Linked DNA regions of Mus musculus: all the other regions are linked to region 2. A link is a loop called in an ENCODE intact Hi-C map of the cell type or tissue named here. Cell type or tissue: heart. All regions are shown on one strand.

Region 1 (4,000 bases), 870 kb before region 2:
ACAAGATACCATAGAAAACATTGAAACAACAGTCACAGAAAATGCAAAATGCAAAAAGCTCCCAACCTAAAACATCCAGGAATTCCAGGAGACAATAAGAAGACCAAACCTAAAGATAATAGGTATAGAAGGGAGCAAAGATTCCCAACTTAAAGGGCCAGTAAATATCTTCAACAAAATTACAGAAAATTTCCCTAACATAAAGAAAGATATTCCCATAAACAAACAAGAAGACTACAGAACTTCAAATAGATTGGACCAGAAAAGAAATTCCTCCAATCACATAATAATCAAAACACTAAATGCAGGCAACAAAGAAAGAATATGAAAAGCAGTAAGGGAAAAAGGTCAAGTATCATACAAAGACAGACCTATCAGAATCACACCAGACTTCTCAATAGAGACTGTAACAGACAGAAGATCCTGGACAGATGTCATACAGACCCTAAAAGAACATAAATGCCAACCCAGGCTACAATAACCATCAAAAGTCTCAATTACTATAGATAGAGAAATCAAGATATTCCATGACAACACCAAATGTACACAATATATTTCCACAAATCCAGACCTGCAAAGGATAATAGATGAAAACCTCTAACAAAATGAGGGAAACTACATCCTAGAAGAAGCAAGAACACAATCTTCTTTAAACAAACCCAAAAGAAGATAGCCATACAAACATTATTCCACCTCTCACAATGAAAATAACAGGAAGCAATAATCACTATTCCTTAATATCTCTTAACATCAATGGACTCAATTCCCCTGTAAAAAGACATAGACTAACACACTGGATTTGTAAACAGGACTCAACATTTTGCTGCGTACAGGAAACCCACCACAGGGACAAAGACAGACACTACCTCAGAGTGAAATGCTTGAAAAAATTATCCAAGCAAATGGTCCCAGGAAACAAGCTGGAGTAGCCATTCTAATATATATATATATATATATATATATATATATATATATATATATTATCGACTTCCAACCAAAGTTTTCAAAAAAAATTAAAAAGGGACACTTTAAACTCATCAAAGAAAAAATCTAACAAGAACTCTCAATTCTGAACATCTATGTTCTAAATGCAAGTATGTCCACATTTGGAACATCTATGTTTCAAATGCAAGTGCAACCACATTCATAAAACAAACATTCCTAAAGCTCAAAGCACACATTGCACCTCACACAATAATAGCTGGAGACATCAACACCACACTCTCATCAACAGACAGAACATGGAAACAGAAACTAAAACGAGACACAGTGAAACTAACAGAAGTTATAAAACAAATGTATTTAACAGATATCTACAGAACATTTTATCCTAACACAAAAGGATAAAACTTCTTTTCAGCATCTCATTGTACCTTCTCCAAAATTGTCCATATAATTGGTCACAAAACAAGCCTCAAAAAATACAGAGAGGTTGAAATTATCCCATGTATCCTATCAGATCAACACAGACTAAAGCTGGTCTTCAGCAACAACAAAAACAACAGAAATCCCACATACACATGTAAGCTGAACAACTATATGTCCAATGATAACATGGTAACAGATAACATAAAGAAAGGAATTAAAGATGTTTTAGAATTTCATGAAAATGAAGTCACAACATGCACAACCTTATGGGAAACAATGAAAGTAGTGCTAAGAGGAAAACTCATAGCTCAGAGGACATGCACAAAGAAATTGGATAGAGCATACATTAACAGCTTAACAACACATCTGCAAGCTCTAGAACATAAAGAAGCAAATACATCCAAGAGGAGTACATGGCAGGAAATATTCAAACTCGGGACTGAAATCAACCAAATAGAAACAAAGAGAACTATATGAAGAATCAACAAAACCAGGAGTTAGTTCTTTGAGAAAAATCCACAAGATAGATAAACCCTTAGCCAGACAAATAAGAGGGCACAGACACAGTATCTAAATTACCAAAATCAGGGAAAGGGAGACTAAATAACAGAAACTGAGGAAATTCAAAAAATAACCATATCCAACTACAAAAGTCTATACTCAACAAAACTGGAAAACATGGATGAAATGTATTATTTTCTAGACAGATACCAGATATAAAAGTTAAATCAGGATCAGATAAACCACCTAAACAGTCCCACAATTCCTAAGGAAATAGAAGCAGTCATTAAAATTCTCCCAACCAGAAACAAAAACAATACAAAAGAAAAAACAAAAAACAAAAAAACCAGGATTTTAGTACAGAATTGGGTTTAGTGCAGAATTCTATCAGACCTTAAAGATGACCTAATACCAATACTCTTCAAACTGTTCCACAAAATAGAAACAAAAGGAACATTACCCAATTCGTTCTATGAAGCCACTGATACAAAAGCCACTCAAAGACCCATCAAAGAAAGAAAACTTCATAACAATTTCCCTTATAAATATCGATTTGAAGTTATTCAATAAAATTCTTGCAAACTGAATTCAAGAACACATCAAAAAAAATCATTCGTCAAGATCAAGTAGGATTCATCCCAGGGATGCAATAATGGTTCATTATATGGAATCTATCAATATAATACACTATATAAAAAAATTAAAAAGAAAAAAAGAGATACATGCTCATCTCATTAAATGTGGAAAAAGCATTTGACTAAATTCAACATCCCTTCATGATAAAATTCTTAGAAAGAACTGAAATTCAAAGCCCATACCTAAACACAGTAAAAGCAATATACAACAAACTAGGAGCCAACATCAAACTAAGTGGAGAGAAACTTGAAGCAATCTCTTTAAAATCATTGACTCTACAAGGCTGTCCACTCTCTCCCTATCTATTTGTTATAGTATGTGAAGTTCTAGAGCAATTGGACAACAAAAGGAGCTCAAAGGGATATTAATTGGAAAGGAAGAAGTCAAAATATCACTATTTGCAGATGATATGATAGTATACTTAAGTAGCCCCCAAAATTCCACCAGAGAACTCCTAAACCTGATAAGCAACTTCAGTTAAGTTACTGAATATAAAATTAACTCAAACAAATAATTAGCCTTCCTCCACTCAAAGGATAAGTAGGCTGAGAAAGAAATTAATAAAACAACACCCTTTAAAATAGTCACAAATAATATAAAATATCTTGCTGTGACTTTAATCAAGCAATTGAAAGACCTGTACAGCAAGATCATCAAGTCTCTGAAGAAAGAAATTGAAGACCTCAGAAGATTGAAAGAACTTCCAGGCTAAGGCATCTGGAGTATTAACCTAGTAAAAATGGCCATCTTGCCTAAAGCAATCTACAGATTCAATCCAATCCCTGTTAAAATTCCAACTTAATTCTTCATAATTAGAAAGAGCAATCCTCAATTTCATTTGGAGCAACAACAACAAAAGAATAGTGGAAACTATTCTCAACAATAAAAGAACTTCTGGGGTAATCACCATCGCTGAACTCAAGCTCTACTACAGAACAATAGTGATAAAAACAGCATGATATTGGTACAGAGACAGACAGGCAGATAACTGAAATAGAATTGAAAACCCAGAAATGAGCCCATATACCTATTTTCACTTGATCTTTGACAAAAAAGTTTAAACCATCCAGTGGGGGGGGGGTGGGGGGGGAAAGACAGCATATTCAACAAATTGTGCTGGCTTAAGTGGTGATCAGCATTTAGAAGAATACATATTGGCCCATTCTTTATTCTTTGTACAAAGTCCAAGTCCAAGTGGATCAAATACCTGCACATATAACCAGATATACTGAATCTATTAAAAAAGAAATGAGCAAAAAGCCTCAAACATATCAGCACAGGGGAGATTTTTCTGAACAGAACAACAATGGCCCAGGCTCTAAGATCAACAACTATAGACAAATGGGATATCATACAATTGCAAAGCTTCTATAAGGCAAAGGACACTGTCATCAGGACAAAAGAGCAAACTAAACTTTTTGGGAAAAAATCTTTACCAATCCTATATCTGTTAGAAATCTAATACCCAATATATACAAATAACTCAAAAATTTAA
Region 2 (4,000 bases):
GGGACCTCAGTATAAAATGAGTTTAACAGCCTGGGTGAGCTGAGTCTTTAAGCAGACCAAACCCACATTCAGTGGGTGTCAGGGATAGCCTTACATAATCAAGCAGAAGAGAAAGAAAGTGTCAGAGCATCCCAGGTGAGAGAGGAGTTAGGTTGTTGTTGCCTGTCATGTTTTCACGCTTTCAAGAGCAGCATACCCTCAGCCAAGAACAGAGACTCCCACTGACCCTATGGAGAGACCAAGGAAATGCAGGCCAAGAAGGTCTTACAGCAAACCTTGCTTCAAAAGAGCGGTCCCTTTTTGTGCTTTGAATCTGATCCTAAAGCCCATGTTTGCAGTCAGAACAAGCAGGTAGGGCTGCCCTGGAATCTGGCACATAGGCTGACTGAGAAGGACTCCGAGTGGCTCGACTCTGTTAAGTTCTATTTCCAAGCAGGACAGGTAAAATTAAGATGCATAGTGCACTGGGCTTTTTATAACTCTATAATTGACACCATCCTATTAATAATTGTGTTCTATGAAATCACGCAAAGCTCATTCACCCCAATTTTCAAACAACCCCATTTCTCCAAGAGTTAAAGCTGAAGTTCTCTTTAGCTACGGCATGTCAATATTGCATCTGCAATCCGGCAGTAAATCTTCCTAGCCAAGCATTTTTCACAGTAAGTTTTTCTTTCCTTTTTTCTTTTCTTCCCCCCTCTCCCAGGCTCAAGTGAAAAAAAAAAAAAAGTTTGCATACAGCAAATACTGGTTTGTTCTCCCAGGGAGTGTGTGTGTGTGTGTGTGTGTGTGTGTGTGTGTGTGTGTGTGTGTGTGTGTGTGTCATGAAGAGGCAAGCAAAGAATTGTCATACCACCCCGATTCACCATTTATTCTGCCAGGGAATAAGCCATAACACCTGCTCTGTCATTAAATCGCTCCTGCTGCTCCAATGCCGGACACGTATGTAGAGATGCAGAGCTCAAGGAACTATTATTAGAACTTGGACCCATCCCTGTTAGAACAGAGGACTCAGAGAGCTGGCTAAAAGCACAATTTGTCCTCAGTGCAAATACAAACTCCCCTCCCCCACCCACCATCTCTATTTCATTAAAACTCTCTTGATCAACAATTGAGCAGATCCTACGTGATATCTGCAGGTCGCTTTAGGCAGAGAAAAATAAGCCCTTGTTTAAACAACCTGATTAATGAAACCTGTACAGTGACCTAGATCACCCGGCTCCTGGCAGACATTTGCAAAACCTTCTGTGGTCTTGCTTCCTACTAAGTTGCTGAGGGCATATGGGGAAATTTGACCTCTGTACCTTGGCTGTTTGTCAGAAAGTTCTAACGTGGTACAAGAGGGCCTCTGTTCTTTAGGTTCTGCTCACAAACAGACACTGCACGCTTGATTTTCAAGACGAGATCAGTGATAAGCACAGCCCCATTGACACACAACAGAGGAATATGTCTGCGTGAATATAATCGTGCTGCTCTGCCGGGTGCTTGCTAAAATCCCGGTGGCAGCATCTTTGTGGCTGATAAAGACGTTAGAGCCCTGGATAGGTCTTTGAAGAACAGTTGCCTAATCACCACTGTTTATGGGGTGCTAGGCTAGAGCACTTGTTCCAGGAGGCTGACATCTATTGTGAAGTTTACGGTCTCTGTGACTTTTACTACTGTAAACGCCTGGGATGGCTATAAATTGATGTCAACATTAAAGGCCAGATCCTTTAGAGCAAAATATTAATCCACTAATCTATTATGGGTGGCTGGCTTTCAAATACAAACTTTGCAGCTCTGGATCATTAGGTGTTTTCGCCCCCTTGTGGAATTTATTCAGAAGGTTAAAGGAAAGCGCCTCTCTGGAGAGGTTTTTTTTTTTTCTTCGTTGCTGAAGACTTTGGTTTTTTTTTTTTTTTTTTTTTTTTTTTTTTTCCCTTGAGCAAATATTCCATGTTTGTTCAACCATTTTTTTTTTTTTAAATCAACAGGACTGGAGATTAAGCACTCTTTATAAAAATAAGAGTATCTTACCTACCTGTGGTTAAAGGTGCATAATTTGAGATTGGCTTCCTCTTTGGAAATATACACTGGCTTAGGGATTTTCCTTTTGAAAGAGCAAGGAATGGAGGTTTGGGCCAATGCTTTAGCGTATCAGATGTGGGGATGGCAAACATCTGAAGCCCCACAACAGGACTGCTGGTTTGTATATGAGGGTCAAGAAGACTATACTCAGTTGGGGTGAGGTTGAAGACATGGTGGGAAATATTCAGGAATGCAGAATGCAATTATGCACGTTGGAATGTGACCTAGCCACTGGCTCTAATCTAGTGAAAAGGACCACGGGAACTCTAATGAGAATAAATGTTGCTGTCTAATTGAGTCAGGAAAATTTACTTCAACATAAACCTGGCAGATAACATTGTCTCCAAAAGAATAAATGGAGAACTTGGAGAATGTAGGCTAGCAGCCACTGGCCATTTTTTTTTTCTGTTATGTTTTGTTTTTGCTTGCATAAAGGGACTATTTCCTGTAGCTTCAGAGATGGTATTTACCAGCTCAGTGTTATACCACTATCGGCAAAATCTACGTTCCCAGACAGGCTGAGGCAAACCTCAGCAAGAGAACACCAAACAGCACATCAAAGGCCTGAGCCAATGAAACCCTATTCGCACGTGTTGTGTTTGTCTTCCCCCCCCCCCCCTTAAACAGAAGGGACAATGGCAGTGTCTGAATTTTAATTGCAGTGGACTGGCTTAAATTACTTGACCTATTTTTTTTTTTATGCAGCAAGAACAGAAATGATTTTTTTTTTTTTTACTGATAGCCACTTATTGGAAAGGGAAATATTAGAACATTTTCCTCAAGCAGTAAGCTGCCGATAAATAATTTAGCTTGCTTTACAGCACATGAGACCCACCTATATTTTGGGGGGGGGGACTATTAAGATGCCAGAAAGAAAGAAATTTCTCTTCAAAGGGTGGGAATGCTAAGTTTTGCTAAATAAGGGGCTTTAAATAGTTCAGGTGCCTTGGGTTTGAATTTCTATTATGTTTAGCTGTTTATAGGCTTGAAATAAGCTAAGAAAACTAGGGGGCTGTGTGAACCTAGAGAAGGAGATCCTATCAGGCCTCCTTCCTTCCACACTTCTATAAATAAACAGTGCCTTTTGAGTGCATTGATCCTAATCAGGTCCCCCCCTCCCCAAGATAAGCACAAATGTTAAAAGCAACCCAGAAATGTCAGAAGCCTGGGTAATGGTGTGCTTCCAGAGAATTCTGCTTGGCTAGCCCAGGACCTGTGAACGGCCCATGGCAGATCACAGATGAGTGATGGGTCCTGCTGCTTCCTGTTGGTACTGTTGGTTTAGGCTGACCTGATCTGAGCGATTAGCGAAGCCGCTGTCCATCATGGGGTGAAGGTTGAATATCTTGAGTCACAGGTTTCTTGGCATTTTTCCAGAGTACCCCAGGCATGCTCATCACTAAAAGCCTTCCCTCTCTTCCCTTCACTGTAGAATAATTAGTTGGTGACACGGGGTTGCAGAACTAAGCCGGGAGGGAGTCTGTGTCTCCGGAGGCAGCAGCCAGGTAACGTTAGCTGGTACCATCACCGGTTACAGACACAGAAGGCTTAAGGAACCCTCTCTTGGCCTGGAAAGCTGTGTAGAAAATAAAATGTAGGCTGAGGGGAAACTCAAGCTAATATAAAATAACAATAATGTTAATAATAAAGAAGCTAACTACAAGATGTAGATGAACGCATGAAGGACAGTCACAGCCAAGTGGGTGGGTCATGGCTACTTGAGCCCCCTCTCATTGTGTCTGCTATGGACCTGGCGGCTGGCACCTTTAATCCCCAAACCTGAGAGACAGAAGCAGGAAGATCTCTGAGTTTGGAGCCAGCCTAGTCTACAAGACTTTCTCAAAGTTTTCTTGGATGATGGGACACCGATTTTTAAGACGGCAAGAATCACACTGTTTAGGTTGCCTGGGACCAAATCTATCAAGTTCTAAGA
Region 3 (4,000 bases), 920 kb before region 2:
ACTTATAGGAATGTTCACATTCCCTTTATGATGTAAGTTTTTCTATGGAAAATAATTAGACATTTTAATTTGTCTTGGCCACTATTAACTAATTAGTTTTTCCAATCAATGCATTAGTTAAGCAATATTATAAGGACTGTCTAATGTTGAATCTTTGTTAATGAAATAGTAATGTTGATGTCCTGGGGCCATGTCCTATTGATCTTTTAATGCAAATGATCAGAGCAAAGACTGGCCTCTTATGAATAAAGACTTTAGTCTTGATCTTTAGATAGGCTTTCACAAAAGAGAATAATGAATAGTACAGCTGGAGCAAAGAGTTGAATTGGAATTGGTTATCAGATCATGATGGATCAATACCTAATAAATACCCCAAGTGTCTGGAGCCCAACCAAGCTGCAGACTGTAAAAAACACAATCAGTGCCTTGCATCATCTTAAAACAAACCAAAACAAAGAAAATGAAGTAAACTCACATAATTGGTGACAACTTTGGCTTCAACATTTTCCCAATATATCAAGTCAAATAATTTGCAACTAATATATCATGATAGTTTTCAAATTCTCATTTTGTTTTTGACATAAATGTTATATATGTATGTATATATATATATATATATATATATATATATATATATATAGAGAGAGAGAGAGAGAGAGAGAAATATAAAATGTAATCTGGAAATAAGTTCTTCCATAATTTTGCATACATGTCAAGGACAGAAGTTTCTCACATAAAAAAGTACCTAAGTTTGTTCTTTTTTTATTTTAGTCATTGTTTGGTGAAATGTTTCAGAACACTAACAGAATGAATAGTTTGTTCTGCTCTGTCCTTTGCTAAATATCTCCTCAGATTTCTTGCAGTACTGAAAATACATTCCCTAAAAACTGACTTAAGACAAAACAAAATGTTGCCGAGACAGAATGTTCTTTGCCAATTTGGTGTGCGAGTCATAGGAGCAGGTGGCTGATTCCAAGAGCCTTACATCTGAGTGATGAAGTGCAGGCCTGAGGTAGAAAGTAAACAGGGGAACAGGAAGGAGTTGGTCCTGGAGAGCCAAAAGACAGGACTTACTAAATGAAGACAAAGCCTCTTACACAAGTGAATTTGAAGGCATCAACTGATGTCCTTTGCTGGTGCTAGTCGCTAGAGAACAAAAAAAAATCATTTATCCAGATTAGCATAACTCTTGAAGTGACATTGTAAGGAACTGAAAGCCAGAGACTCATTGTTTCTCCATAGCCTCCCTGAGAGCTGAATGACAGATGGGAAAAATCTAGTAGTAGAAGAGGAAAGATCATGGGGTGGACATGTCAGTAATGGTTCAGAGAAGGCAAGATATTAAGGACTATTCCCAAGAATACACTAGGCTGACAGCCCATTAAAATATATATTTTATGTAAATAAGTCACTGTGAAAACATTTAAAGGTGGAGAAAATGTATTAATGGAATAATTTATGCTAATTATTTTGATCATGCTTATTGGCACTCAGTATGGATTTCTATAAGATGAAAGTCCTGTTAGAATCTCTTATTTTATTCAATAGGAGTAGCTATAACCTCAGACATAGTTTAATTATTTTCATACTTCTGGAGAGTTATCAGGAATTCCAGTTTGATCTGTGGTTGCATAAATATTGAGTCTCTAAATTAATTTCATTCATATGGATTCATTTGTTCAAGAGTAACAAGAAGGAGCACTCACTTATGAACTGTTGAATAACAAATGAAGCAGCATAGGATAAGTTTATTGTAATCTTTGTTGTAACTGGACTGCAAGCTTCTTTCAAAAAATTAGTTTAAAATAATTAATAGAGAGAGAGACCTAGTTTAACATTTTTCTGGGATCTAGGAGAAATTGAAAGTTCTATTACATCTTACATGCACTGGTCTTGTTATTTGTCATTAACATATGGCAATAAGACTCAGCCCCTTAAAATACAAGTAAAACCAATTAATTACCTTTGTTTTGTATCAGCTCAATTGAGATAATGTGTAAAAAGTGACTTGTGTGTAAAATGTCACAGCCATAGGTCCAGAGACAGGAAGAACTATGCTTACCATCTTCATGACCTTTAGCACCATCAATATCATTTTTACATTTGCCAGCCACTGGTCATTTTGGCCTGTGAGTGGATAGGCTGGTACCAAGCAATGTTCTGAATCTGTGATTTCACTCTAGATGTAAACTGCCAAGTCATGTTGTTACCATTTTATAAATCCAGGCATAAGGCATAGAACTCTTGAAAAAGAGACAACAGACTGCTAAATGGCTAAAGCAATTGTCAGTTTCACACTGTTCCGTATGTATGTTCTTCTTCAACTCACAGGAGCAACGAAAAGGATCTGTGTTACTCGGGTAAGGGTACCACAATCAAATAACAGGAGCTGAGGGACAAAACCGATAACACTTATTTTCTCTTAGTTCTGAGAATGTAAGTAGGCTGAGGAGAATAGTGGGAGCACGAGGCTTCAAGGTATGAAATGATTTTATTTTCAGTTCAATTTATAGCAAAATCTATAATTATTCCTACACAAATATTAGTCTGCATTGTAGGGAGAAACCACCGATCATAGAGCTTTGTAGATTTTATAGTGAATGAAGGAAACCTGCTTTGTGTTTCCTGCAAGTGACATTGTGATAAGCCCTTAGATCCAGGAGAGGAGTAGACAACGTTTTTGCTGACTTTGAGAGAACCAGTATGAACAAGCATAGGAATCAAAGCACAAGACAGATTACTCCTCCTCACACTAAATTGGAGGCAAAAATCAGCCCCTATGTTCTTATATACCTGGGATTATCTGTAGGTACCTGCCTTCACATGAAACCACTTGGGAACAACCATGGTTTCATTGTTTTATGGATGAAGGAGAATGACTGCCATTGCCAAGCAGCTAATACTCCATGGTGCCTGGGTGTTAGAAGTGATTCAGTGGAAAAGAATGAGTCAGACAGAACATGGAAAAGCTGGAAAAAGAAATAAAGGCTACCAGTCAGTTTGCTATTCTCTCCAGAGTAGAACTTTTGAAAAGGAAGAGGGAGGATATGAAACTCTCCATTTATTTATTTATTTGTTAGATAGTTACTTCTCTTAGGTGTTTTATGTGAGACAGAACACTCTGTTCTCAGGAGTGCAAGTGGTCAATCCAACCGAGATCATACATGGTTTTAAAAGTTAAATCTGAGTCAAACTTAGACAACAAAGCACAGATAGAAAGAACCAACTTTGTTCTGAATAGTGCAGGTTTATTCTTAGCAACACATTTCAACGAAATAAATCTCACTGCAGCCTATGCACTGGTTTGAATGCGTGAGAATATATTCCACAACCTAACTCAGTTATTTTTAAACATTTAAGTGTTTAAAAATAGTGAGAGCTAACTGACTAGCTTGTCTTTATCAAAAGTAAACAATTATTTATTTTCTATGCTTATTTTAAAGCTATGTGTACATGGATACACTGTTGAAATATACTACCAAAGATTAATAAACAAAAGGTGTTCTATTTCAGCATTTTTAGGAATGCCAAACCCAGAATATGCCTTTTATCAAAACGTACAGGGAATAATATTATAAAGATAGAAAACTAAATCATCACCATTTTCACAAAATATGTGCACAAAAATCAAGCTGAAAATTCTATAACTCATTTGGTAAGGCAAAATCAGAAGAACCGAAACAAAATTCCATCTATATAGATAGAGAAATTTGTCAGGCAGTGGTGGCCTACTCCTTTAATCTCAGCAATCAGGAGGCATGTCAGCCTGGTTTACAGAGTGAGTTTGAGCAGGGGGTTGGGGGTGGGGTGGAGAGAGAGAGTAAGCAAGCAGATTGGTCCACCCAATAACTAGGAAATTGAGTCTAACAGAATATAAAAGCAAGCATACGTAAGTAGTAAGATTTACTCTAGCAATGTAAAGTTAACTCATCTTCTACAAAAGGTGATTTATTCAGGTGGGAAACTGACAAGATTAAGAAAAATGATAACTATAATCAAA
Region 4 (4,000 bases), 430 kb before region 2:
ATGGCAGGAGCTTTTGGTGTTGGGTGTCTAGTTGTCTTCGTTTTAATAATCTCATTTTAAATTTATTTCCCAAGTTTATTTGAAAAACATCATCTACCCTCAATGGTGCTGGTTTGGATTCAAAATACATGGCTCTCCTGATGGAAGATAAAGCTTGACTGTAAAATCCAATCATCTTTACAGGGCTATGCTATTATAGTTTTATGTGTTACTAACACTTCTACAAAGATGTCAAAGGAACCAATAATATATTTTAAAATGTTCAACACCTTTACCCTCATGGAAATGCAAATTAAAATTACACTGAGCTATTAGGTAAGCTGTTATCTAAAAAAATTGAAATAGCAAATGTTGGTAAGGATGTAGAGAAAAGGACCCCTTACACACCGTTGGAGGCAAGTAAGTTAGTACAACAAATACAGAGAAAAGTATAGAAGTGCCTTTTCAAACTAAAGCTGCTACTATTATTATACCACATCCAAGCATTTATCTAAAGGAAATGAAATCAGCACATAGCATAGAGCATATTAATATGTCTGCAAATACATGTTTACTGAAGCACTATTTATAGCTGCTAAGATAGAGATAAAACCTCGGGGGCTATCACCATATTAATAAGTAAAGAAAACACAGTACACAGAGAGAGGTTGGAAGGAGGGAGGGAAGAGACAGAGAGGGGGGAGAGGGAGAAAAGGAGGAAGAGGAAGAGGATTGTTCATAGGAAAATGGATCTGTACACCATCATGTTAAACAACGTTATCCAGACACCAAAGTGTCACACACTTCCCTTCTAAGTGAAAAACATTCCAAAAATTTACTGAAAATTAAAAAGTAAGCATTAGAGAAAGGGACTGAAGGACAAGAAAACAAGGAGGGCGGGATGTGGTAGAGCCAGCAGTAGACAATGAGCACGCTATGCCTACCTGTATGGACATGTCACAACTAACAAGCATAAGCGTTCGCTTTTAAAGTACTATGCTCAAATCTGATCCCTAGAGGTTTGTTTAAAACAGACTAACAAGCTAACCGAGACTTAGTGAACAACCTCAACTTACAGAAGAATCTTTTTAAGAACTCAGAGAAGATGCGTGTGTAGTGTGGTATCAATTTTATCCTTCAATAGGTGTTTCCTGAAGAAATGGTGATTCGGCTCCATCTTTCAGATTGCAGTAGAAAGGTGAGTCATAACTGGACAGGATTTCTTGAAAGGTGGCCTTTGATGATTCACAAGCTACCTTGCACTAAGGCTCGAGCTGTTGTCCCTTATTGGGTTGTACCAGAGGGTGAACTTCTGACAAGCTTGGAAAGCACAGAGGGACTTTTCACCTTCCTAGGATTGTGGGTTCTTGTGCTCTCCAGCTTGGGTCTATGTTTGAGTCCTCATCAGTGAGGTACTTCTTTCAGCTCTCTGTGACTCAGTACAGGCATATGGCTGCTATCCACCTGAGTTATAGATACAGCATAAAAACCACCAACTACTTGTAATTTTCTTACTAAGTGATCATTTATTAATCACTCACGGCAGACCATCTCACTTCTTGTACTATATTTAATCTTCATAATATGAGAAAAAAAAATCCCTGCTAGCCCTTCCAGCAGAGGCAGAAAGATGAGGTGACGTCAGCTTTTGATGTGTCCAAAGGTACTCTGTTCAAAATTGGGAAAAATGAGAATTTGATAAATCATTTACAAAAGCAATTTATTGAAGCTGACTTTTATTTTGTGCACCTCACACCCAGCAGTGCCCTCCCAAGAGAGCCACGTTGTTTTCCTCTCCCTGAGCTTCCTTTAAAGTCAGTGCAGGGTTGCTCTTTGCGGTAGAAAATTAAACAGGAGACGACTCTGGAGGAATGTGTGCCTGAGTGCCTTTCTCTCCCCCACTGTGCCTGTGACCTCTTGTGTGATTTGACTCCCTTCTGGCTCATGAAGCTAAAATTAAACCAGTGGAAAAAAGTGTTTACCTCAAAGTCCGTGTTGCCTTCATGGAACACAACCTAGCTTAAAGGTCATTAGATTAATGAGGGAGTGGCGATGGCGGTCTTTATCTGGGCAGCAAGGAGGTGGGGCTGGCAGTGGCTTTCAGGAGACAAGAGAAAGAGGATTTTGTGGGTACTGTGGACGGGGCAACAGGAGCGAGATGAGAGAAAAGTGAGCAGAAAGTGGATAGAGCTACAAGAGGGTTGGGGGGCCACGGGCAGCCCATGGACAGTTCAGGAACCAGATTAAGATATTGTTTGACTTAGAATACCTGTAAAATAAGAAATAACATAACCTCTCCGCATATGGAGCATCAGTTGTGACCTACAGGGCAAGTTCTGTTTACAAGCATTGCTTTATTTAATTTTAGTGATATCTGTGGAAATGGGCAAAACTGTCTCCTGGTTTACCTGTGAGAAAACTAGGCCCCATAATTACAAGTCACTGACCAATGGCTGTAAGCACCATGTGATCATTGCATTTCTTGAGCTCCACAACTACAGATTCTCCTTCCTTGAAGAACATTTTGTCTGCCTGATAGAAAACTGCACTTAGAAAGAAGAGCTTTATGCAGGGAGAAATTCTAGCCCTGATCATTTGCAGAGGACCCAGTCCCATCTCTACAATTGTACATTTTTTCCAGCTTGTGTTTCTGTTTCCTCTGTTTGATCACATTGAAAGGATAATTCCATTTGGTGATTTCAGATTTAAACTATAAGTGCTCTCTAACAAGAGACATTTTAAATAGTGATAGAGGCTGAGCTTCTACTCAGGCTTTTGACCCCTCGTTTCCCAGTGATCTATATCCAGGTTGACAAACCTGTCTTTACTGGTTTTGATTTTCACTATTGAACAGGTCATCTGAAGTATTCCTCACCAGGGATCAATGAAAGACATACTTTCCTTGTGGAGATCAGCTTTACAGAGGAAAAAGACAGTTGGATTGCTTTTATAACCAAAAAGTAATTTATCTGCCAGTACAGTGAGTCACTGAAGTAAGCCATTTGATTTGCAGCAATAGCCTTTGAGATTTTCGTGCATTCCTAAAGGATCCTGCAAATATCAACATACACAGCAGTGCACATAGGATAAACCTGATGGTAATAGTTATATGTTCAACAAAGAAGCACTGGCTTGCATGTGACTGAAGAACTGCTGTAAAGATATTGGAAGAGTTCATTTCCTTCCAAAATGAAATATATTGAGTCAAATTAAGCCATTTTGGTACATGAGATTTTTTTTTCTGAGTTTGTAATGTCGTGAATAGTGCCTTCTCTTAGTCTTCGTACGAAATAATGCTGGAATGAGTATAATTTCCCAAGCCAGCTTCTATGTTAGAACTGGAGCATGGGAAGTATTAATTTGCTTTATGTGAGCTTTCAGGGGACTCTGGGGATAGGGATGAGAGATGGAGTTTTATCTTGCCTTAATCCTTTAATGACCTCACCACGTGCATGAATATGTTACAAGCAAACACAAAAACGCCCCTTCTTATACTGTATTGATTGAGAGATTACACAGGAAATGTGAATCATCCACTGCAATATATTCACCCCTTCTGTAAGATGAGCTCAGGGCCGCACTGTTTCTTCTGGTCCCTCAGTCTCCTGTGCTTCAAATGTGACCATCAGAAGAACAGTCCTCATGAACAGATCATGAGGGCAAGTACTGTCTATGATGTCTACCTCAAAATGTTTAAAAATTGGGTTTGAGCCTTTTCTCCCATTTTTCTGCCTGCATGGACCTCCCTTCCTTCTTTGAGCCGTAGAATTTTAAATTATTTTCTTATAGCAATGTAACCTTTACCCTAATTAGAAGGATATGCACCAGGGTAGATAAAGGCAAGAGCTGAGAGGGCCATCAGTAGCTACACTTTCATAACCAAAATTCAAAGAGAATTCAGAGCTGCTACAGTTTGCATATCTTTTATCAAAAGGGATTATTACCAAAAGTGCTTGGGATTTTTGTTTTTTTCCAACTTATAAATATTTGCATATATATAAAACAATAGAGTCCAGAGATG
Region 5 (4,000 bases), 510 kb before region 2:
CATTTTCACAAGTTAATGCCCACTTAAGCCTCCAGCTTTGTTTGGTTTGGTTTGGTTTATCATCCTAAGAGCAAAATATCACTGAAAGCAACTTTATATGCCGTGAGCATATAGCTAACCATTACATAATAGCCAATGGTGTGTCCAATAAAGAAGAAACTGACCCAGCCATTTCTCCACTAATACATGACTGATCCTCTGCCATTTCTAAACCTCAATTTCCCAGTATTCAAAAGGAGTCTTTTACTTGTTTGTTTGTCGTCTCTTTGTTTGTTTTTACTGTTTCCATTTTTGACATTGCACAATTCTGCAAGGGTTATTTAGCTTGACAGAATATCAGATAACAGTACTACACCAATAGCAAGATTGCAAATAACCTCACTCAAAGCACAGTAAACATGATCATTCCTAGGGAGATCACACAGCAGAAGCAGGATAACAGGAAATGTTTGCCTGAAATAGAGCTCTGCAGAATGAAAGAAGAAAATGTAACAAGATGTGCTCTGCCAGCACTGTCAGAGCTGTTTGGGGTGCACAATGCAGTCTGGCTCCAAGTAAATAGAATCAGGGCCGTCATCCTTACTGAAGGTCTTCATTTCTGAAGAGGCAAGGCCCTGACAGTTTCTTTCCGTCACATCAGAGTCTACAACAAAACACGTTACACAGTAGGTGCTGTGTCAGTGGATTTTTAATTCACTGACAGAAGCTCTTTAGATGAATATTCTGATTAATTTGCACACAAATATTCAGCAATAAGTAGGACCTCCTCCCCAAAACCCAACACACAACCTTTGTGCCTTTAACATTGGGAACAAAGGAACTGTACTTGTAAGGTAGGAGAAACCGTTAGCCGAAATTAGCCTTTAGGTCAACAATCAAGTGTATAATAAGATGTAGACAGGAGCACAAGCTGAGGAAGACGGCAATGGTGTTGTATGTCTATATTACTGTTACAGAAGTTGACTCTAAGTACCATTTTATAAACCCATTAAAAACTGTCAAGTCTCCCATGACATATTATATTCTCATAAAATGACACAAATGCTAAATTAAGTTTGAATGTGAATTAGCAAAGAATAGGAAAATCAATTTAAGAGCTCCCAGTGCAATCTCAACCCTTGCACTCTGGCTTCGCATCTGTGTATTTCATTAGTATATTTTGTTACATGATCATGTAATATTTATGCAGTAACATAATATGCTCCGTCCATCTAAGATTAGGGAAAAAAGTGCAGCTCCTTTCCATTATTGCGTGCTCTTTATCTGCTGAACGCTGTGTAACATTACCCGGGGTTTGGCGATTATGTAATGAGGGTTCCTATTGTAACACACCCTGCAGAGTTGGAGGATGGTTGTGGGAAACTTAACTCTGTAAATCCTGAGTTGTGGAACAACTAAAGCCTGGCTTTTGACGTTACATTCACCTCCCCCCCCCCGCCCCTCCCCCCCCCCGGCAAATATTTTGCTCCCCCCCCCAGCCCCACTGCGCCCCAACTTAAAACTCCTAAGTACTACAGTAGAGGAAACGCAACAAGAATTATGGGGAAAGCTCCGCTGACGACAAAATAACAACTACCATCTGGTGTGCAGCAGATGTGTGTTCCACAAACTCTTCCCCCCCCCTTCTTTTTTTTTTCTTTTGCATTCTCCCTTCCAAGTCCTGTCCAGACCCAAACACGTTGCCGAGCTTATGAGATCTGACAACTTTACAGCCCCAGGCTGGAGGGCTACAGGCTCATGTTTTCCCTTAGACTCCACAAAAGCTCCAGGGAATAAACTAACAGATTCAAGAATGATACTCAAAGGCTATTCCCCCAACCCCCAACCCCCACCCTAAACCCAGGCCCCAGAAATCTGTTAGGAATGCCACAGAGTTCCTTATAAAAACACAGTCCAAAAAGATTACAGGAGAAGACCCCTAAAGATCTCGTGCCTTAGGAGGCAAAGATGAGACAAGGACAGAAACTTGGGCTACAGAGGTCACCTGGGGATATGGGGCTGACCCATGCTGATGTGCCCTCCATATTTGCATAGGTGTGGCTCTCTTACAACCAGAAAGCTACCTGCCATCTGCCCCATCCCCCACCAGAGTTCTTCACTTCCTGACATTTCCAGGACTGCTAAGGTCCCTTAGGAAACACAGAAACATCTGTAAAAGTAGTAGGCACCCCCTTTCTGACTTTGTAGGACAGAATTTTTTTTCTTGTCCAGATAAGAATCAGATCGGTCAATTTTGAAATGAGTCTGCAGAAAGGGTGTTTTCTTTCTACATTTTGGCTTACTTCCAGAGCTTAAGCACTGCTTAAACATAATCTTCAGATATAGTCATTTGACTTGTTTCATGGATCGCCTAAGTCTATTTGCAATGTATTGTGACTATAATCCATCCTACTTCTCCTTGGTATCATAACAATGAAATTTCCCTTTATTCCTCTGTAAATAGAACCCTTGCCTCTATGGCTTCCATTGACCTTTCAGTATGTAACTATAGGTAGACTTACAGTCAAGGAATCATGGGTATAGTTGCTATGCTCTGAGACTGCACAGGTATATGAATCCTAGATCTCTTGGTTGAGAGCTATGCTCTGTGGTTTTTACTGCTCTTAGTCCAATAGTATTGAGGCTGAAATTTTGATAGTCATTGATTTTTATTTTTTGGAACTCACTGCCATAGAAGCTACCATTAGGGTCTCGACTATGCTGAAGTTACCAATTGTAGTAGAACCTTCCAGATAGTCTTATATCTATCTGGACCTCTCTTGATATAGTCACTGTTTTACTAGTGCTTGTGATAATGCAGGTTCAAGATGTAGGGTCTGATTCTGATGTTCCCTATTTTGAAGCTATTATGATCATTGGCATAATTATCATCTCTCTCAGTCAGGGCCTCTCCCTTGTCTTAGCCTATCATTATAGTCTCAGCCAGCATACTTGGAAATAGGAATAAATTTAGAGTTAATGTGAGATGACTTGTTATTTGCTTATGCAGAATGCAGATAATGTCAACAAAGCATATATATATATATATATATATATACATATATATATACATGTATATCTGTGTACAAATGTATATGTATTTAGAATATATATATATATATATATATATATATATATATCCTAAAGGGAAAAATGTGTCATAATTTTATATGTATATCACCCAATAAACACTGATAGAATAAACACTTAAAAAATACTAATTTAGTTGAAAATCACTAGAATCAAGCCGTTATAGACCTCCCAAATAGGAGAATTTTGAGGTCTAAGTCTTCACATCAGCTTTGGTTTCACAACACTTTTATTAGCCTAATCTAGTGGTCCTGCTCTGGGAAACCTGAACAGAGTTTCTGGGGAGGATGGGCAGGAAAGGGGAATGAAAACTGAAACCAGCATAATTTTCTGTCCCTGTGTGAAATAACCCTGAAAGCAAAACGAATGTAACTGCTTGTTCCAGAAAGTACTTGTTCCTTGGGGGCAAGGACTGCTAGCCAACTAAAAACTTTACTTACCACGAATAATAGTTTGTTCACAAATGTAGTTCTAAGAGCCTGGGCATCTTAAGAGCCCTTAATCCATAGCTACTTTAAAATAAACTGTCCAACTCCTGATCTGAACGAATTTGACTTTTAAACTTTCTTAGTCTACACCCTAAAACCTGAAAACCCTACATGTTTTTTTTTTACTTTAACTTCTGCCTTTGAAAGAAGGATGGAAATTTCTCAGGCTCACCCACTTTCTCATCGAATTAACTTTGTTCTTCTTGCTCAATGAGTACTTGCGGGGATGTATAAGAGGTCAACAACTATCATGCTAGAGGCCCCACTGAGACTACATTGACCTGTAAGTGGTCTGGAGATGTCTGCTCCCTGTGGCTCCTCGATCTTACGCTGGGGTTGGAGAGGGGTTTTCTCACGAGATTGACGCCTCAACTAAGTTGAACCCGAGTTCAACTTTGTTCTGGTAACTCATAAATGTTAAGTACATTTTATTGGCTGACGAT
Region 6 (4,000 bases), 1.4 Mb before region 2:
TTAAGAAATCATTTTGATGTTACAAATTTTATCATTTATCTCACTTTATGTATATTTATTACCTATTTTGTATTTACTTATTTTGCCCTAGGATCCAATCCCATTAACATTTGTTTGTTTTAAAACACCATTATGTGCTGGGCGTGGTGGCACACACCTTTAATCCCAGCACTCAGGAGGCAGAGGTAGGTGGATTTCTGAGTTCAAGGCCAGCCTGGTACACAGAGTGAGTTCCAGGACAGCCAGGGCTACACAGAGAAACCCTGTCTCGAAAAAAAAAAAAAAAAAAAAAAAAAAAACAACAACAACCAACAAACAAACAAACAAACAAAACCCCCACCATTATTCTTTTCTATTATGTTCTCACATTTTGCATTTTGATTTGTTATATGTAGATTCCACCAAGTTGAGACTGTTCTAACATGACCTCTTCTCAGTAATTGTCATATTTCTTTGCCTTGTACTAAATTGTATACCAAGCACATCAATGTTAAATACCTATGACATGTTGCATGCCTCCAAGAGTGAATGCTGGATATCTGAGCACTTCATTGATAACCCTCTCCAGCAGCTGCTGTGGCTTGTGTTTTTCCTTTATAACTATTATTTGACTGGCGATTTTGATTGTCCTTCCCGAATGAAAACTATTTTGAGTATCTTTTCCTTTTTGTATATGTTCTTTGCATCAATACTTCATGCAACATGTTTTTTCACAGCTTTTCACACATGAATTGTACAATAAGAATTTTCAATCTTAATAAACCTGGACAAAAATATACAATCCAGATATTTTATTTATAAGCCAAACACCTAGATTGGACAGGTCTAGAGCTACATCTGTTATTCTCCAGCTATGATGCCCCTTGTTACATGCTGTTTCTCCTGGCCACAATGTTCTGGTCCATGGAATCTTCCTCCTCCTCTCTTCTTCCTCTTTGTCTCCCCCTCTCTCAAATCTCCAATCCCACTTTTCTCCCTTCTCTGCCCAATCAAAATCTCTAGACTTTTATTGACCAGTGAAACTGGGGAGAAGATTTGCATGGCATCACTTGAATACATGAGGGTGTGCCTGTCAGAGGTAACCATATCTTGAAGAACCAGTATTTAGCATTAGAATAAAAGCAACATCAGTGTTGAATCTCTAAAACATGTGGATATTTTGTACATGGTAAGAATGGTTGAGTTCATATACTGAATAAAATTAACCTGAACTTGCTATGTGGTTTCAATATATTAAAAGGAGAACTTCAGGGAAGGAGAGAATGAAGACAGAGTCAGTGCTGATATGATGGAGGCCAATATTAAAAGAACTCTTCATCAGAAGGCATGTCTAGAAACAGGAAAGGGTGTCTTCCCTGAAGCCTTCAGAAACAATACATACCTCCTAATTATATTCATAATTGTAACTTATGAATCTGTTAGATAAAATGGCACATTTGTGATCATTTGTTACATTAGCAATAGGAAGCTAATAGAGATTATTTGCTTGATCATTATAAAATTTAAAAATTGTAATGTGCTATAGTTCCTTTTGTGTTACCCTGATTAAAGCAACTTTGAGGAAGAAGTTTATTTGGCTTAAGATTCCCTGTGACCAGTGAAAGAACACAAGATGTCAAGATAAAGGGTTTTCATGAACAGATGTCCTCTAAGTGATTGACATTTATAGAAGAAAATCTTTTGTAGGAATACTGAATCAATGTTTTTAAAAGAAGTGATTATTAATTAAGAGGTATATATATATATATATATATATATATATATATATATACATATATATATATATATATATATATATATATATATATAATTTACCCTTTCTTGTATATGTTATGTTAGGTTGTGAATATATTAATAGGAGATATTCACTTTTCTCATTGTCCTGAAGTTTAAGAAGTCTGACATAAAAATACTGACAAGGCAACTGAGTTACATATTATCCATGGGACCATAGATGAAAAATGAGAGGCTAAGACTAACCAGCAATAGGGAACTGGGTTAATTCCTTCCATGTCTGTCTCATGTAGCTATTTCCTCCAGATAGAAAAATTATATAAACATTAACAATTGAGCTGTCTGAATTTCCAAACTCTCTTCAAAGGATCAGTGTGATCCAGAAATTCAGTTTTTCTAGTTTAATCATTTATGCTGGGAGTGGACATTTCTGGAATGCACTTATTAAGTCATTCATTTTTCTGTAATTAAGCCTTAGTCTAACCACCTATAAGGATCTACAATAAATAATTTGCATCACTAAGATTAAGTTGTAAGGGATTATGTTCTGAAGCTGTTATGTTCTTTCCATATTTGAGTTTAATAAATAGTCCAAAACTTTCTGGAAAAATCACATAATACATAAATAGCATCTGAAGGAACCAAGAGAATTCAAGGTGGGTAGAGGAAGGCATGGCTCTTAAAATTAATACTGAGGTGTACAGCAGAAGTTTACTTAGGTTATTTTGGAGTTTCTTCAGTAACAATACAATTAACAATACTGTTAATGAATACCTTCTTGCATGCAGTATGGGATGATATAGCTCATTGTTGTAGTAATAGTCATATGCTTCCTGAAATTGATGATAGGAAATGCCATCATAGCTAAGCCATCTGAGAGCATACTTGACTAGAATCCCAGGATGAATATCTTCCTTTGCTTTTTATTGGGTACCATCCTTCCATGATGGGTAGAGTCCAGCATATTAGGAAATAATAACCCCAAACTGATGATAGGGTGGGAAATATATTTCAGACATTGGAAATAGCATATATGTTACATGCTTGTAAGTAGGCTGTGGCATTAGTTGTATGACCTTTGTTATAGAGGATAAGATATAAGCTGTTGGGGGAAAAGTATGAACTACAGTAGTAAATAAAGAAATCACTCCACACATTTTCCTGGGCAAATGTCTCTTGAAAAAAATTGTAATTAAAAATAATGTTTATTACTGTAGATTGCAAAACAAGAATAAAGTCCATATACAAAATTTAATATACTGTTACACCTTACTTTGTACATAAGACCACCACATGCTTTTAAGCTTCAATAGTAGGAATGGATTTCCTCATATTGAGCAAGTATTAAGTCCAGTTAGAAATTTGCCAAGGTACATGTGCCTCAATTCTACTGTTAAAGTTGTTAACATGTTATGGTGATTTATGTGGCTTGTCATAGCTAGGCAGGAATGTGGATTGCTTCCCAGTTTTAGAAGCTCGTATGGTGTCAACTTATAACATGAAAATTAATACTGAGAAATGAAGTTTCAGATCAACTAGATAACTCGGAGTAGATGGCATCTCCAGCAATAGAGACTTACCTATAACCTGTCAAGAGCAATCACAGCAGCCTATAGTGTTTGGGAGTGTCTAGGACAGTCAACAGCAATGATTAAGAAGAAGGCATCTCAACCCTGGTTTTTGGTAAGTGGTCTATGGTTCTTGGTATTATCCCTGCCAGTCCAGAGAAAAGAATTTTAATATGCATGCATGTGTGTGTGTGTGTGTAATATATGTACATTAGTTGTCATATATTATAGGTGTTTTTAGGTTGATAGTTACTAATATGACCTTTTCAGGAAGCTTCATGTTGTTGACACACCTTCTTATTCTTCTGTATTTATCTGCCCCTTCTGTAATGAGAGGCCCATGTTTTCCCGATTTCCTTTTCAGATAATGTGGACCATGCTATTCCCTTTTCTGTTGCTGCTTTCCAATCCACACTGTCATCATTTTGTCATGTTCTTGGGTTCTTCAATTACAACACGTTATGTACTCACATCTGAAGATTTTGAGCTAGAAATAGAAACCACCACAGAAAAGTACACCAAATCAAATGTGGGACTGTGGAGCACAGATCCAATTGATTCATCTACAGCACAAATTCTGTACCTGAGGCACAGGGAACATAGGAAAAAAAAAAGGGACAGAAAAACTGTAAGAGCCAAAAGAGAATGCAGTTTGCTGTGAGAGTGTGTCTCCTAAGAATTTCAGAAACTGCACCCAT
Region 7 (4,000 bases), 1.1 Mb before region 2:
TGCTAAGAAAATGTACCCACAAATGGAAAATTATTATGCACAGTAGTGTGTTTTATCATACTTCTGAAACTTAAGAATTCCAATACAAACAAAAGACTGATTTTATGTCCAGTGAATCTCTACTTCCAGGTAGCAACACTTGTGAAACCCTCAGAAAACAAAAAAAAAGAAGGTAAAACACAATGCTCCCTTCAGTTTCTTTTAAAAGATCACCAACTGCAATTACACGGATTCCATTCTCATGATTTCCTAAGCTCCGTAGACACAGCTGCTTAGTGCAACCACTTTAGTGATTAAATTTCATATCACAGTACCTATGATAGTTGCAGTGACAACATTTATAATAGATGTAATAATAAAATGACAAAAGTCAGGATCTTTTTACTACTTACATGTGTGATGCTACTGATTTAAAAAAAAAAAAAAGCACAATGTTGTCCAACTCAACCTCCAAGTCGTTTAGAACAATTGAAGAAATAAGTAAGAAAAGGCACAGCAAGAAATCAACAGGCTGGCTGAATTCCACACCTTCTATGTGGAGAAGTCATCACTTAAACCATATACTACTCAGTCACCTGCTCCTGACAGGCGGCAACTAAAGATTCTGAGCAGAACGATGCTGTCGCTTACGTGTCTATTTGGAACAACAGTTAAAAGGATGTTGATTAAGGGCTACAGATCATACTGTTCAGCAAGGGAAAATGTCTTACAAATCACCCCAAGTCCATGAGCACATGTCTGTGATCCATTACTGCTAAGACAGAGATAGCCATATTCCTAGGATCAGCAGCCTATTTGGTGGGTTCTGTGTCAGTGAGAGACCTTGTCTCAAAAAGCAAGGTAGATGCTGAAAGTACGACATTCAAGGAGTCTATGTCCATCCATACTTATGTGTATAGCAACCTCTTGACACACATCTGCACCACAAATACACACACACACACACACACACACACACACACACACACACACACACACGTGTGTGTGTGTGTGTGCGCGCATACATGCATACTTGTGCACACACTCACATTACATATTGCCAATGGTAGATTAAGTATTGGCAAATGGTAATTAGAATGCTGGTTCTGTGTTTCAAGTAGCCATTACTAAGACATAATTAGTCATGATATTACAGTGAGGGTAAATAAAAAATTATATTTGTAACTTATTCAATTTATTGATTTGAATTTATTGATTTGAATCAGTCATGTGTGTTGATGCAGAGGAAGGAATACTCTTAGATGCCAAAGTGTGAAGTGAAAAGAAGCTAGGTTAGCAATGCCAAATAAATAACTTCAGGTATATTGTCTGGGTGTGGCCATGAGATAACCAATGAAAAGGGTGGGAATGAGAGAATACATTGTTTCAGGAGAAAGGACCCAATATGTAGAACCAAGGATCATTAGAGTAGTCCAGCCCCTTGAAGATAAGAATGTAGACCTGACAGGAAATAAAGATGAAGAATAAGGAAGAGAAGTGCAAATAGTACAGATAATTTTGGAGGTGAATTGAAAATGTTCTGTAATTTAGATCTGAAAAAAAAATACAAGCTACATTGAAAAAGCCAGAAGGAATGGATGTGTAGACACAGAAGAACAGTTAGAGAAGAAGAACCAATTACAAGGTTCTGAGACTCCTACAGAAGGGCTTTTAGAATGAACACCATGACCTTACAGAATGTCATGAAATAAACTAGATAGAAGTATGACCAAGAATGGGCTATGGATGAGTGCTGTTGACACAGGAAGCTTCTATTGCACAATGATGACAGCCATCCAGCCAAGACAAAAAATGTTCCCTCTGGCTCTGCCCCCAGATGGAGCTGTGTGCTCATCAGCAGAGCTATAAAATGGCATGTCATGGGAGTGGAGGATGAAAACTGTCTCTGTAACTCTCACCATTCAAAAGTTTGTCAAAGCAGCATTATTCTTTGAGGATAAGCAACTGTCCTCTGTAGTAACTTGACACATACTAAGTGAAGTTCATCTTGCACTGAGAATCCCTTTCCCACACTCAGTGTGAAAGGGAGGGAAATATTTTCTGAAAATACTGACAATTTGCTCAGTTATTTTCCATATTTAACTTATTTAGAAAATGTCCTCAATATAATGTCTGCCGCCATCTAACATTTAACCTGTGTAGCATATACAATTTCATTGGGCTTACAACGTTTGGGAATTCCATTTTTTCACATGCAAAGGAAGATTTAATATGCAGTAGAAGATGACTCTGCCTTACAAAAATAAATGAGAAACTGCTGTTCTTTGTTCAAGGTCAAATGTCGCTTTCAATTAAATGTAGGTATTTAAGAGGGGGTCCTGATGAATGCAAGCAGTAAGCTTGAAAGCCCATAAGCATACATTCAAAGAGCCTTAGAACTCAAAGAAAAGAGTGAATGTAAATTTTCAGAACTGTCAATTTTTCATTTGAAATTTTGGTCTTTATTTCTTCTTATAATCTGCCCTAGTCAAGCACATATTTATTTCTTTCAAACCTGCTCCTTTCTTTGAAACTGTTGTTATATTTCCATGAAAATGACATCTTTGTTCTTTAGAAAATCATTCCCAGCTTATTGTCTGCCCTGAATTACAATAATCCTATATTTGTTACAATCTAATCACTTCTACAGCAACCTACTGTGAGGTTAGAAGTAAAGGATTAAAACTTCAAGTAGAAATACAAAACCACCCCCTTAACAAACCACAATATATTTTTTCAACATAAATATCCCAAGGAACAAAGAAACATTTTGACATAAGAACTCTGCAGAATATAGAAAAACGCAGCAGAACTGTTTATCAAAGTTTTCCTTGGTGTGTCAGCAGGTTCTGTGTAACTGACAGTGCTGATCCAAACGTTTTGATAGTAATAGAAGTGTTAACAGTGATAAGAACAAAAAAATATTAAACACTGTTGACTGTAACATTTCATTTCCACTGCCCTAATGCTGTTAGTGCAGAAAAATGGAACAAGAGGGAAGAGACTCAGCCACACAGCCAATGGAAATGAGGATTTAGTGGCAGGAGCTACAGAGGCATATAGGCATTAACAAAAAAGGAAAACCAAGAAAAGAAAGGAGAGAAGGAAGAACAAAAAGAGAGAGGAAAAAGAAAGTTAAACTAGCTCTGTCTTTATTGGTGACAGCAAAATTAGAGGAGATATTATTTGAAAACAAATGTGTAATAAATGAAACAGTAGTTGTATTCAAAATAATTATATTCTCTTCACTGACAAAAATATGTGACTGCTGAACAGACTTTCATAACATAGCAATATAAATGACTGTTAAATAACAATGTTAGTATAATATATTCATACTAACTTAGCACATATAAATGCAGCATTACTTTTAAAGTATGTTTTTATATTCTTCACTACATAATGCATTTTAGTGTTTACTTTGATGTCTTTATATTTCATAATCTGTTTAAGTTAAACATAATGTAAAAAGAAACAAATTATACCATAAATATACAGATATTAATATATCCACATTTTACTTGCTGTCAAAACATTTTGTGCTAACTTCTTACATTTTATAGATATTAAAATTACTAATTTAGGAATATGAATAACATAATAATCCTATACTGCCTAAGATAATCTCATTCTTGAACAATTATTTTGTGCTCTTTGAACTTTCCAACTATATACATGTTCATATATACATATATTTTTTAATTGGGCTATGTGCAGTTGTCACCCACCCCAAACGTTTATTAATTTATCATATAGAGAAAAAATACTTATTTCCATCCACAATTAGGAAAGACAAAGATGTTATTGCTTCAAATATGATATTCTCTGGAAATTATACCCTAAACCTCAAGTAGTTAATTTTGAATATGACACCTATCTTTAAAGCCTTATACTATAGGTTTAGATGTATATAATATTGAGTTCCATTTTATGTTATTAACTATATGCAATGTTAAGATTTTAACTTTTCATCCTTTAAAATAGATATTCCATTTGTGTTTAGCTATATGTACATGAAGTT

Evidence for each region. Peaks named below come from ENCODE experiments on the same cell type or tissue, not always from the same donor. Only the 100,000 strongest peaks of a DNase experiment are listed, where the experiment ranks them.
Region 1: it touches region 2 in a loop (2.3-fold over the local background); 2 of 42 quality-filtered maps call a loop at or near these places.
Region 3: it touches region 2 in a loop (2.2-fold over the local background); 4 of 42 quality-filtered maps call a loop at or near these places.
Region 4: it touches region 2 in a loop (2.2-fold over the local background); 4 of 42 quality-filtered maps call a loop at or near these places.
Region 5: a loop joins it to region 2, with 2.5 times the contacts of the local background. A loop is called at or near these places in 11 of 42 quality-filtered maps.
Region 6: a loop joins it to region 2, with 3 times the contacts of the local background. A loop is called at or near these places in 5 of 42 quality-filtered maps.
Region 7: a loop joins it to region 2, with 7 times the contacts of the local background. A loop is called at or near these places in 15 of 42 quality-filtered maps.

Annotation. Positions count from the first base shown.
Region 1 is chr10:16,853,490-16,857,489 of GRCm38, forward strand. No RefSeq gene overlaps it. Among named protein-coding and RNA genes, the nearest start is that of Gm20125, 240 kb to the right of the region's middle. In heart, no CTCF peak of the experiment used is centred here; no DNase peak of the experiment used is centred here.
Region 2 is chr10:17,726,333-17,730,332 of GRCm38, forward strand. No RefSeq gene overlaps it. Among named protein-coding and RNA genes, the nearest start is that of Cited2, 5.1 kb to the left of the region's middle. In heart, a CTCF peak has its summit at 1,795 (motif pointing left); DNase peaks (open chromatin) are centred at 949 and 1,389; H3K4me3 peaks cover 1,043 bases; H3K27ac peaks cover 1,412 bases.
Region 3 is chr10:16,803,261-16,807,260 of GRCm38, forward strand. No RefSeq gene overlaps it. Among named protein-coding and RNA genes, the nearest start is that of Gm20125, 290 kb to the right of the region's middle. In heart, no CTCF peak of the experiment used is centred here; no DNase peak of the experiment used is centred here.
Region 4 is chr10:17,297,909-17,301,908 of GRCm38, forward strand. No RefSeq gene overlaps it. Among named protein-coding and RNA genes, the nearest start is that of Gm20125, 200 kb to the left of the region's middle. In heart, no CTCF peak of the experiment used is centred here; a DNase peak (open chromatin) is centred at 1,923; H3K27ac peaks cover 1,199 bases.
Region 5 is chr10:17,211,848-17,215,847 of GRCm38, forward strand. No RefSeq gene overlaps it. Among named protein-coding and RNA genes, the nearest start is that of Gm20125, 120 kb to the left of the region's middle. In heart, no CTCF peak of the experiment used is centred here; DNase peaks (open chromatin) are centred at 1,304 and 1,614.
Region 6 is chr10:16,342,837-16,346,836 of GRCm38, forward strand. No RefSeq gene overlaps it. Among named protein-coding and RNA genes, the nearest start is that of C330004P14Rik, 550 kb to the left of the region's middle. In heart, no CTCF peak of the experiment used is centred here; no DNase peak of the experiment used is centred here.
Region 7 is chr10:16,635,414-16,639,413 of GRCm38, forward strand. No RefSeq gene overlaps it. Among named protein-coding and RNA genes, the nearest start is that of Gm20125, 460 kb to the right of the region's middle. In heart, a CTCF peak has its summit at 1,817 (motif pointing right); a DNase peak (open chromatin) is centred at 1,808.